2 separate regions of the Homo sapiens genome follow, and region 2 is linked to region 1. Evidence: chromatin loops called from intact Hi-C (ENCODE). Cell type or tissue: OCI-LY7. All regions are shown on one strand.

What was found. Peaks named below come from ENCODE experiments on the same cell type or tissue, not always from the same donor. Only the 100,000 strongest peaks of a DNase experiment are listed, where the experiment ranks them.
Region 2: a loop joins it to region 1, with 3 times the contacts of the local background. A loop is called at or near these places in 2 of 110 quality-filtered maps.

The regions. Positions count from the first base shown.
Region 1 is chr15:67,780,876-67,785,875 of GRCh38, forward strand. The region is part of intron 21 of MAP2K5 (mitogen-activated protein kinase kinase 5); the gene reads left to right. Among named protein-coding and RNA genes, the nearest start is that of SKOR1, 42 kb to the right of the region's middle. RefSeq lists an enhancer at 1,042-1,877. In OCI-LY7, CTCF peaks have their summits at 2,562 and 3,642; DNase peaks (open chromatin) are centred at 2,046, 2,636, 3,696, 4,756 and 2 weaker places; H3K4me3 peaks cover 4,427 bases; H3K27ac peaks cover 4,433 bases.
Region 2 is chr15:68,048,687-68,053,686 of GRCh38, forward strand. No RefSeq gene overlaps it. Among named protein-coding and RNA genes, the nearest start is that of PIAS1, 3.1 kb to the right of the region's middle. In OCI-LY7, a CTCF peak has its summit at 2,746 (motif pointing left); no DNase peak of the experiment used is centred here; H3K4me3 peaks cover 238 bases; H3K27ac peaks cover 379 bases.

The DNA of each region.
Region 1 (5,000 bases):
GTGATCAGCAGCACATATGATCTTTGGTATGCATTCTGACCACTTGAGAATTTACCTCAAGCAAGTAACTCCACATCCAGAGGTTATTAGAGAGCCAAAACCTAGAGGAGACCTCCTGGCTAGCACCATCTTTGCCTGTTAGATTGATGACAGGGGACCCGAAGGTTTTTATCTGTCAGCACATCAGATGCATGCCACCCACTCCCCAGCTCTTGGGAATAATGGATTCAGTTGAAAAAGATCAGAGACATTCAGCCGTTTGTGGGAGAAATATAAAAGGATCCTAAAGCTAGTCCCTGGGATTTGGGAATTGCTGTTGAAGGTAGCAAAGTTGTTTTCCTGTGAGTACACACCGATAAATAGATGCAGTTCTTATCAATTATTAACCAGTCTAACCAGGAATTTTAAGAGCTGGGGAAAATATTAGAAAGCTCCTATTTACAGTTGTGCCAGCTGGATTTGTTTAATGGGTTGTTTGCTTTTTAATTTGTAGCAGTTTTGAGAGAGACCTTTGGGGATTGTGAGTCTTGTGGTTTCGGATACAGAGTTATTTGGGGGGCCAAATCTGCCTGCAGATAATTTGAGGTTCACTTGGCCATTTAGAGACTGCAGAAAGGCAGTAGAGACATTTGGGCCTACCGTCCTCTATTTAATTTTCAAGATTAGAATTAAACGTTAGGCCTTGGTCTACCGAGAGACATTTGCTGGAGTGTGGACTAGTTTCTTTCCAGTATCGTGGTTTACCGTTTCTCTGGTCTCTTCATATAAATGGTCACTGATTCTGAAGTAGGAGAATAGGTACCATTCATTTATTTGTGCAAAAGTTCCCTTGACACAAATGAAAATGGAATTTTCAAATGTAACCCGATTGACTCTTAATTGTTAGCCTGTGTGTGTCTTAGCTTCCTCAGAAGGCTTCTGAATGGCCTGCATCTCTTTCTAAATTTGAGGGGGAGGGGGATTCAATTAATAGCAGGACTTTCTAATTGTGGGATTGGTGTGGCATTGACAAAAATTTGTATAAATAGGGTACATTTTTTCCACTTAAGAGGGCTGTGCTGAAACATTTTTAATTGGATTTTCATGGTGATTGACAGCATTTGATTATGACAGTAACTTTATTTGGCTGGACTGCTTTAGCCTCTTGTTCAGATTTTTCCATCAAAGCTCTTTTTTAATCCTCTGAATCCCCAGTGGAGCAGCAGTCATTGTGGAAGAGCCTTTTAGCACCTTTGTTGTAGCCATCCCTGGTGATGATTGGGCCCAGCTGGTAGTAGATAAGAAAATGTTCCTTTCACAAAGAGGCAGTGTCTCCCGCCTCTGCGGTTTCAATAATTTTAAGAGCCCCCAAAACCTGTTGAGGATTAGAAGTAGCTTTAGATGTGAAATGAGTGTTAAGTATTAGTAATCGGGAGATTAGGGCCCCAGGGACAATGAGAGATAAACAACTGCAATTAAGGCAAATCTGCCGATGTAAACAAAATTTAGCAGAAACAGATGCCCTAACCATTTTGGGGGATTGATTTGAGGGCACCGAGGAATCGATTTTTGTCTTGTTTACACTTTCAAACCCCTGTGATATACTGGAAGGCTAAATATTTCATACAGCCTGATTTTAGTTAATTTTTTTTTCAGCGCCTCACAGTAGGCGCCTCTCTTCTCACAGTGACCAGGCCTGAGTTTATTCAGCATTCACAGGGAGCAGCTAATTGTCTATGAAGGGCCCCCGTGTTTAAACGGGCTTGACAGGAATTTAAATTTTGTTTCAATCAACCCCTGTGCTCACAGCCTGCTCCAGTTTCTAATTTTTAAATTAAACATGACTTTTTTTTTAAGCCACAGCTTTGCCTCTGGAATACTCTCGCTCTAACTCTGGGGAAGGCAGATCGGCAACCCTGGAATGCTGGTTTATGCAGGGCCTGTGGCACCAGCTCTGGACTGGAAAGTCCCTTCTCCAAAACAAGCTTTCCTCCCGTCAGGGAGGTCAGCAGAGCTTCGGCTGGGCGCTGTCTCCTTCCTGCCTTCAGAAACGGCCCCCTTTTCAGCTCTCCTGTGCAGGCAGCAGTGCTGCATCATCTGGAAAGTGGGTTAAGCACCGAAGGAAGGTGTAAGGATGGCTTTTAGGGGACTGGCTGAATTATAACCCACTGCACGTCTGGTGCAGATTTGTATTGCAGAAGCCTTTTCTACTGTTGTGAGACATGGAGAGAAGCCGATGTGGGAATCACAGATGTGCATTTCAGTCTGCACTCGCCATTTTTATGTCTTAGCATCTGCTCTGTGCCCAGCATCCTGCCTGACACCGAGGAGGCAGCATGTCAGCCCCAAGTCCTGACCCCCCAGCCAGCTCACAGTCCAGTGAGGAAGGTGAGGGTAGACACAGCCAAGCACAGGATAGAATGTGAGAATTGCCAGAGACCCCCGCTCACCTTCTCCTCCCACCCTCACCTACCCCTTCACCTCAGGCCACTCCTGTGGAGTCCTGTGCTCCAAACTTCTGGCAGTCCCCAGATGCGTGAGGCATCCTCACACAGTCATGTCTTTGCTTGTGCTGTTTTCTCACCGCCAGATGGTGAACTTCTCCACCTCCGAAACCCAACTGGCACAACCTCTGTGAAGCTTTGCTAAGCGTGCTTCAGTTGGGTTGAGGACTTCCTTTTGCCTGTCACCCTTCACCCTGGCTAATACTTCTGTTAGTGCACTCGTCACGCTTTGTGGCAGTAACTTGTGGTAACAGTCAATAAAAGAGACCACAACCCCTCGAGGAAGAGATCATGTCTTATCTTTGTATCCTTAGCATCTAGCCCAGTCTCCAGCCTGAGTAGAATGCTCAAATATATGGTCATTGAATTTAAATGATATGAATTTAACAAGTGAAATGAATTTCTGCTAGGGGTATCTGGGGAGGCTTTGAGAATGGAGTGACAGGTGAGCTGGGACCCACGGACATTTGGGTATTTATGTGAGTATATTACTTTTCTGCACACAGATGTGAAAGGCAGCTTATATCATAAGTAAAAGTACCAGAGCCTCTAATAGCCACACTAGCCAGTATTCATACTACAATTTATTTTCTCTAAACAAACTTGAAGAGATTGAAGTAACAATTGCACCTAACTTGGGGCTGAAGATGAATCCAGAAAGGATCCTGTTTTATAATCTTTAAAAAATTGATTTATTATATAGAGAGAAATGGATCTAAACATAAAACATTTTAAACACTTAAGTTAGAGCATTCTTTCATCTAAGTTATCTCATTTGACCTTCACATGAACACTATAAGGATTATTCTTATTCCCATTTTACTGATGCATAAACTGGGTCTCAGAGAGGTTAATTTCCTTGCCTAGAGTCACACAGCCAGGAAAAACACAGGACTGTCCTACTGCACAACATCAAAGCTACACCCGTTGTTGCATAGTAGGCAGAGGATTGTTATTGTGGTTTAGAGAATTTCCGCTAAGTCAAACTATTTCTTGCAGTTAGAAAAATAAAGCTAAATACAAATACAGGACCACACAAACAAACTTGTAGGATTTCAGCAGAGTGTGCTTGTGAAGCCAATGCCCCTGTAGGATGCTTTGCTCAACTCCCTCCCTATGGTCCCTTCCACCTTGATGCCACAGGCTGCATCTGCAGGGCCGTGGTCGAGGCAGAGAGCAGATGGCTGCACACACTCTCCACCCATCCCCAGGTGGCAGGGTGGCCTGGTTGAAGCCTGAGCCTCAGTAGAGACAAAACACAAAAGAGGAAGTAATTACCAACAGTTTGCACCTGGTCTGTTAGTTGGTTATCTGAGGGGAAGCTGTGAGAATTTATGTAATCATTGTTTCTTTGGTTTTGGCAAAAACTGAGGGCAGAGTGTGTCCTGACAGCTGTCTGGTCACAAACCTTTCTGCCTTTCCACTTCTGCCATCATGGGTATAGAAATGGGCAACTTCCAAGAGATGATGTTCCTCAAGTTTGGGAGAAATTACCTTTAACTCAACAAACTTTTTACTGAGCACATTCGTGTTTAGCTGAACTCGGAGTATGGGCTGTGCACCAGTGGTAGTATCTGAACTGTTTGTTGTTTTTTCCCTGAGACAGGGTCTTACTGTGTCACCTAGGCTGGAGTGCAGTGACACGATCTTGGCTCAGTGCAGCCTCAATCTCCCAGGCTCAGGTGATCCTCCTACCTCAGCACCCGCCCTTCCTTGAGTAGCTGAGACTACACATGAACAACACTATGGCTAATTTTTGTATTTTCAGTAGAGACGGGGTTTCCCCATGTTGCCCAGGCTGGTCTCAAACTCCTGACCTCAAGTGATCCGCCTGCCTGGGCCTCTCAGAGTGCTGGGATTACAGGTGTGAGCCACCGTGCCCGGCCCCGAACTGTTTCTTAAACACAGGAAGATAAGGAATTTGTGCCAGGATATAAATCAAGCCTGTCTGAAAGCATTCTGTTTAGTTCAGTTCAGCTTTTTGGAGCAAAACGTTGTGAGCGAAGAAAGCTGTTTGCGGTTCACATTGCAGCATGGCTACTTGTATCATTGCAGGCCAGCAGCAAGCAGTTCACAGGACGACTACTTGAGTGGCACAGCTGTAGGGAATACAGAGGGCTATCAGACACTAATCCAGCAAACACAAATCCATCATACATGCAAACAAAGTAGTCAGGTCACACAAACAGGAAGCCAAACAATCGGGGTCCATCTTGAAGGGAGAGGGGAAACAGCAAGGAGAAGACAACCCACAGATGTCCACACCAACACAGGTGCTGGAGGTGTGGAGGCAGCAGGGGACCTGGCATGGAGCCATGACCTCGCTCATCCTATGACCTTGATGGAAGGAGGGGAAAGGTAGAAGGGTTTGTGATCTGACAACTGGCAGGATGTGTTGTGCGTAAAGCCTGGAGAGGCTAAGGATGGTCTTTCAAAGCTTGCAAATCAGTCTATCGTGTGAATGTGAGCCAAGAAGCAACCTGGGAAACTGGAAAGAGATTGAATTGGATGTCAGAA
Region 2 (5,000 bases), 270 kb after region 1:
AAAGCCCAAATACAGTTGATCTTTGCACAACCAGGGGATTAGGGGAGCTGACCCTTCACACAATAGAAAATTTACGCATAACTTTCACTCCCCAAAAACTTAATTATTAATAGCTTACTGTTGACAAGAAGCCTTACCAATAACATAAACAATTAGTACATACATTGTATATTATATGTGTTATGTATTGCATTCTTAGAGTAAGCTAGAGAAAAGAAAATGTGATTACAAAAGTCATACGGAAGATTGTTCATTAAGCAGATGTGGATCATTATAAAGATCTTCATCCTTGTCTTCACATTGAGTAGGCTGAGATGGAGGAGAAAGACCAGGGGTTGGTCTTGCTGTTTCAGAGGTGTCACAGGCAGGGAAAAAAGCCACCTACGAGTGGATCTGCGCAGTTCAAACTCGTGTTGTTCAAGCGTCAACTGTATATACATTTACTGTAGCATAGAAACCAAGAAAGCAAAAGTGCCTAGGGCCATGGAAGTCATAACGTGGCCCTTTGAGTTAGGCAGTTTTACCAGCAGTTTTGAGACTATGGCAGCTTGGAATGGGTCCAAAAATAAGCATCAGTGGATGATGGTAGTGGAGATGCAGTGAAATGAACTGGCTTGGGCTTTGATTTAGAGTCAGTTGGACCGGCTGATGGATTCATTTGAGAGGTGAATGAAAGAGAAATCAGGATGTCTTTACAGCTTTTAAAATTTGAGGCCAGTTATGGTGGCTTACACTTGTAATCCCTGCACTTTGGGAGGCCAAGGTGGGTGGATCGCTTGAGCTCAGGAGTTCAAGACCAGCCTGGGCAAAATGATGAAACCCTGTCTCTACAAAATATACAAAAATTAGCTGGGCATGGTGGTGGACACCTGTAATCCCAGCTACTTAGGAGGCTGAGGCAAGAGAATCACTTGAACCCTGGAGGTGGAGGTTGCAGTGAGCCAAGATTGTGCCACTGCACTCCAGCCTGGGTAAAAGAACAAGACTGTGTCTCAAAAAAAAAAAAAGAAAGAAAAAGAAAAAAGAAAAATAAATAAAATTCGAAACCTTGCTGGCTCTCTTTTAATAGGTTTTCTTTTTCAATATTTAAGGAATTTTTTTTTTCTTTTAAGCTGCTGATAACTTACAGCAATTTGGTAAGGCATACTTTTGCAACCAAAAATTCAAAGATTTGCTTTTCCTTCCTACCTAATTCCTCCAAAATCTGGAAACTATTCATGAAGATTCTTATTTTTATGACAATATGGTTATTTGCATAAGTTCAATAAGAAGCTCTTCTCTTCAACAAAATACAACTGGAAATATTGGTTATATTACCAAAGCTTTGACTGCAATGTCATATTGTATTAATCTGTTCTCACCCTGCTATGAAGACATACCTGAGACTGGGTAATTTATAAAGAAAAGAGGTTTAATTGACTCACAGTTCCACATGACTGGGAATGCCTCAGGAAACTTACAATCATGGTGGAAGGTACCTCTTCACGGGGTGGCAGGAGAGAGAATGGTTGCCGAGCAAAGGGGGAAGCCCCTTATAAAACCATCAGATCTCGTGAGAACTCACTATTACAAGCACAGCATGGCGGAATTCCCTCCCACCCCACTGCCAGTGCTGTTCCTTCATTCATTCATTATCAATTGAATTGATGCCGATTCAATTATATCCACCTAGTCCTGCCCTTGACACTTGGGGATTATTACAATTCAAGGTGACATTTGGTTGGGGACACAGACCCAAACCATATCATATATATATATACGTATATATATATATTCATATATATATACATATATATTCATATATATACATATATATGAATATATATATTCATATATATATTCATATATATGAATATATATATGAATATATATATATATAGCAATGTCATATTTTAAAATGTGCATGGAATCATAGAATGCCAATTTTCAAGTGTTCTCAGCTTTATAGTGAATAAAAGTAGTCACTTCCAGGCAGGCCCAGAAGCCTCAAGATATTAGATATTGCAGGCAAAGTCTGATGTCTGCCTTGGTTTGACTTCCTAACATCAAGAGGTTTTTAAAAGTCCAGATTTGTTGTCACAATTTCCAGCAAAATAAATTTAAAAGAAGCCTATGTGGTTATTCTTGCCGCACTTATGTAAATAATCAGGTCAAGTTTGAAACTAAATTAATTTTAAAAATAAATTGGTCTTACCATGATTATCTTTGGTAGAAATGGGAATGACTGTAGAGAGAAAAATTATGTTTCTGAAGAAAACCATAGTACACCTGTTACTAGATTGCAGCTTTGTTCATTGTTTTTGAGTTTTTATCATCTATCTATAGACTAGCCTGGATCCTGAGTTCTTGTTGCCTTCAATATCTGACTGCAATTCTCCAACCATGAACAAAAACTGCTAAGCTGAACAACTCGATATAAATTTCAAGGGACAAGTCCCATGCTTGATGAGGGAGCCACATAGAGAGTTTAGCAGAACACCTGATGCCACAGCCAGAGACATTTAAACTGCAAACCAGGATGAGAAATTGCTGACATCATGTTGTGGACAGCGTTTTCCAAGACTGTCAGAATAAGACTCGCTACCATGATAAGACTCCTTCCCTTCTTAATTTTTTCTTGCTTATGCCCACCTCTTCCACTTGGCAGGATAATGCTGTAGTTAAAATTTCACAATTAGTAGTTTTTGTGGGTAAGTTGATAAAGGGTCAAACCCAAACATTTACAGGACCCAAGAGAGCTTTTATTCCACCTAGTGGGTAACTTTAGCAACATCCCTAATGCAACTGTTTGTTCAAATTTTACTAGTGGCCTCTTTTGTAGAGTTAGCACTCTTTGCTTTAATTTAACCCATTTCTGAGATGCTAGATGATAGAATTGCTGCGTACTAACCAAACGGGGAAATCTGTGCTGTTGCTGTCACTTCTTGTTGTACATAAATAATCTGGTATTGTAGAGACTCAGTTTCAAAAAGTTAGCAGGCTACTTGGTGAAAACAGGTAGATTTCTCATCTGGCTCATTCTTTGATCTATTTGATTTTAGTTGGTTTGGTTTATGGCAACCCTAGCTAAGAAGCATACTCCGAACTCTTGGCATTGTCCTCCTGATAGTCACAATTCTCAATTATGTTCTCTCAAAAAGTTTTACATATTTGCATACAGCCAATTGTTGAATGTCATATGGTCTCTCTTCAGCTGCAATGACAGAAATACAAAATCATGAGGACACTGTAATCTATAAATGATGTGTTGAGACTGGAAACACAGAATGATGTTAAATGAGGGTAGTGCTAATGCCCTCAGTCTTAGTCACAATTTCACCTAGGTTGTTAAATAAAAATCATGGGATGCCATTGTTTTCAACCAAATTCCTGCATCAGGCCTCCAGATCAGACTAAAAATCAAAATGGTGTCACCCATGTTCACCAAAACAAAACTGAGTTATCTGGTTTTCCAAAAAATGGTAAGAGAGATAGCCAATTTTCCAAACAGAAGTTTCAATCTTTAACAGGCATGATAATGAAATTTCCTGTTTTAATCCTTAAAATAGAATACCTGAAGTAACCCAATGTTAACCAATCAGTTTTCTTTCTACTGTTCTGTCTCCACGTCTCCACCTTAAAGAAAAGTGACTTTGATATAACCAATCTGCTTTTTGTTGTTTCTGCCTTCTTCAGTCTATTTTCTGTCTCTAAAGTTAACATCCTCTGCTTGATTCATTGCAACATTTATTCTATTTTGTGGAATGAAGTTTTGTCCAATTCTAGGAGTGCAATAATGCCAATGAGATCTTGAATCTCAATTTGTTTTACTTTTGTTTCTTGACAATGGAGAGGTTTAGGCTAGAGAGCATTTTCAAAGTCATGAGCATATAGACTTCAAGTCAACCAGTTAGATGAGATCACCTGGTGATAAAATAGAGAAGAATGCAAGGACCGAGCCCTGGAGCAGTCCAACATTTAAAGATTGAGCCAAAGAGGAGAAACCAGCATATCAAAAAGGAGGCCCAGTGAGGGAACAGGACTATCTGTGACGTGTAGGTAAGTTCAGGGGGAAAAGTGTTTCAAATCAAAGGAACCATGTCAATTATTCGCGATTCTACAGAGAGGTCAATTGAGATATGGATAGAGAATTGGCAATTGCCTTTGGAAACAAGATCATTAGTAATCTTGATAAGTGATACAGATGATGGAAGCCAAAGCTCGATCAGGGTAGACTGAGAAGTGAATGTGAAGTGAGAGGTAGGAACAAGCACTATTGGAGAGATCTTGAAAAACCTTTCTAAGAATTTATGAAGATAGCAGAAAAATAGGGCAGTTCCTAGAGGCGATTTTGGAGTCAAAGGAAGTTTATTTTAGATGGGAGAAATTTCAATATATTTATATGCTGATAGGAGCAATTCAATTGAGAGGGAAAAAACTAACGATGCTGGAGGGTAGGTAATTGTAAGAGTAAAATCCTTAGGAATGTGCGTGAAAAAAATCCGGTCACTGGTAAAGGGACTGGCCTTCCTAGGCGCAGGGACACTTCATTCATAGCAACCCAAATGTTACTATGCAGATAAGGGTGGTTTTGATGGTGAGAAGATAAGGGAGTTTATTTCTGATATCTTTCATTTTTTCCATGAGTTATGAGGCAAAGTTGATTAGTAAAAGTGGGGGTTGGGGAGGAGGTATATAGAAGGCTTTCAGTAGAGACGAAAAGGAATGAAATAATCCTTCCATCAAGTCTACTTAAATGTCAATTTAGTGGATAAAACCCTCCCAGAATTAAGTACATCTCCCAAACCCTTTCTCTCTCTCAATGACCTTTTGCTCCTTTCTGGTACTCACTAACATTTGCAATTGTATCTTTGTTCGTTCACTTCTCTGATTCCCCATTAGAGAACTACAGAAGGGCACGGACTTTGATTTCAAAATGTATATTTAGCCGTTAGCACAAGGCAAGCAGATGGTCACTAAATAAATACTTTTTTAAACAAAAATGTTAATGAACACCTTCA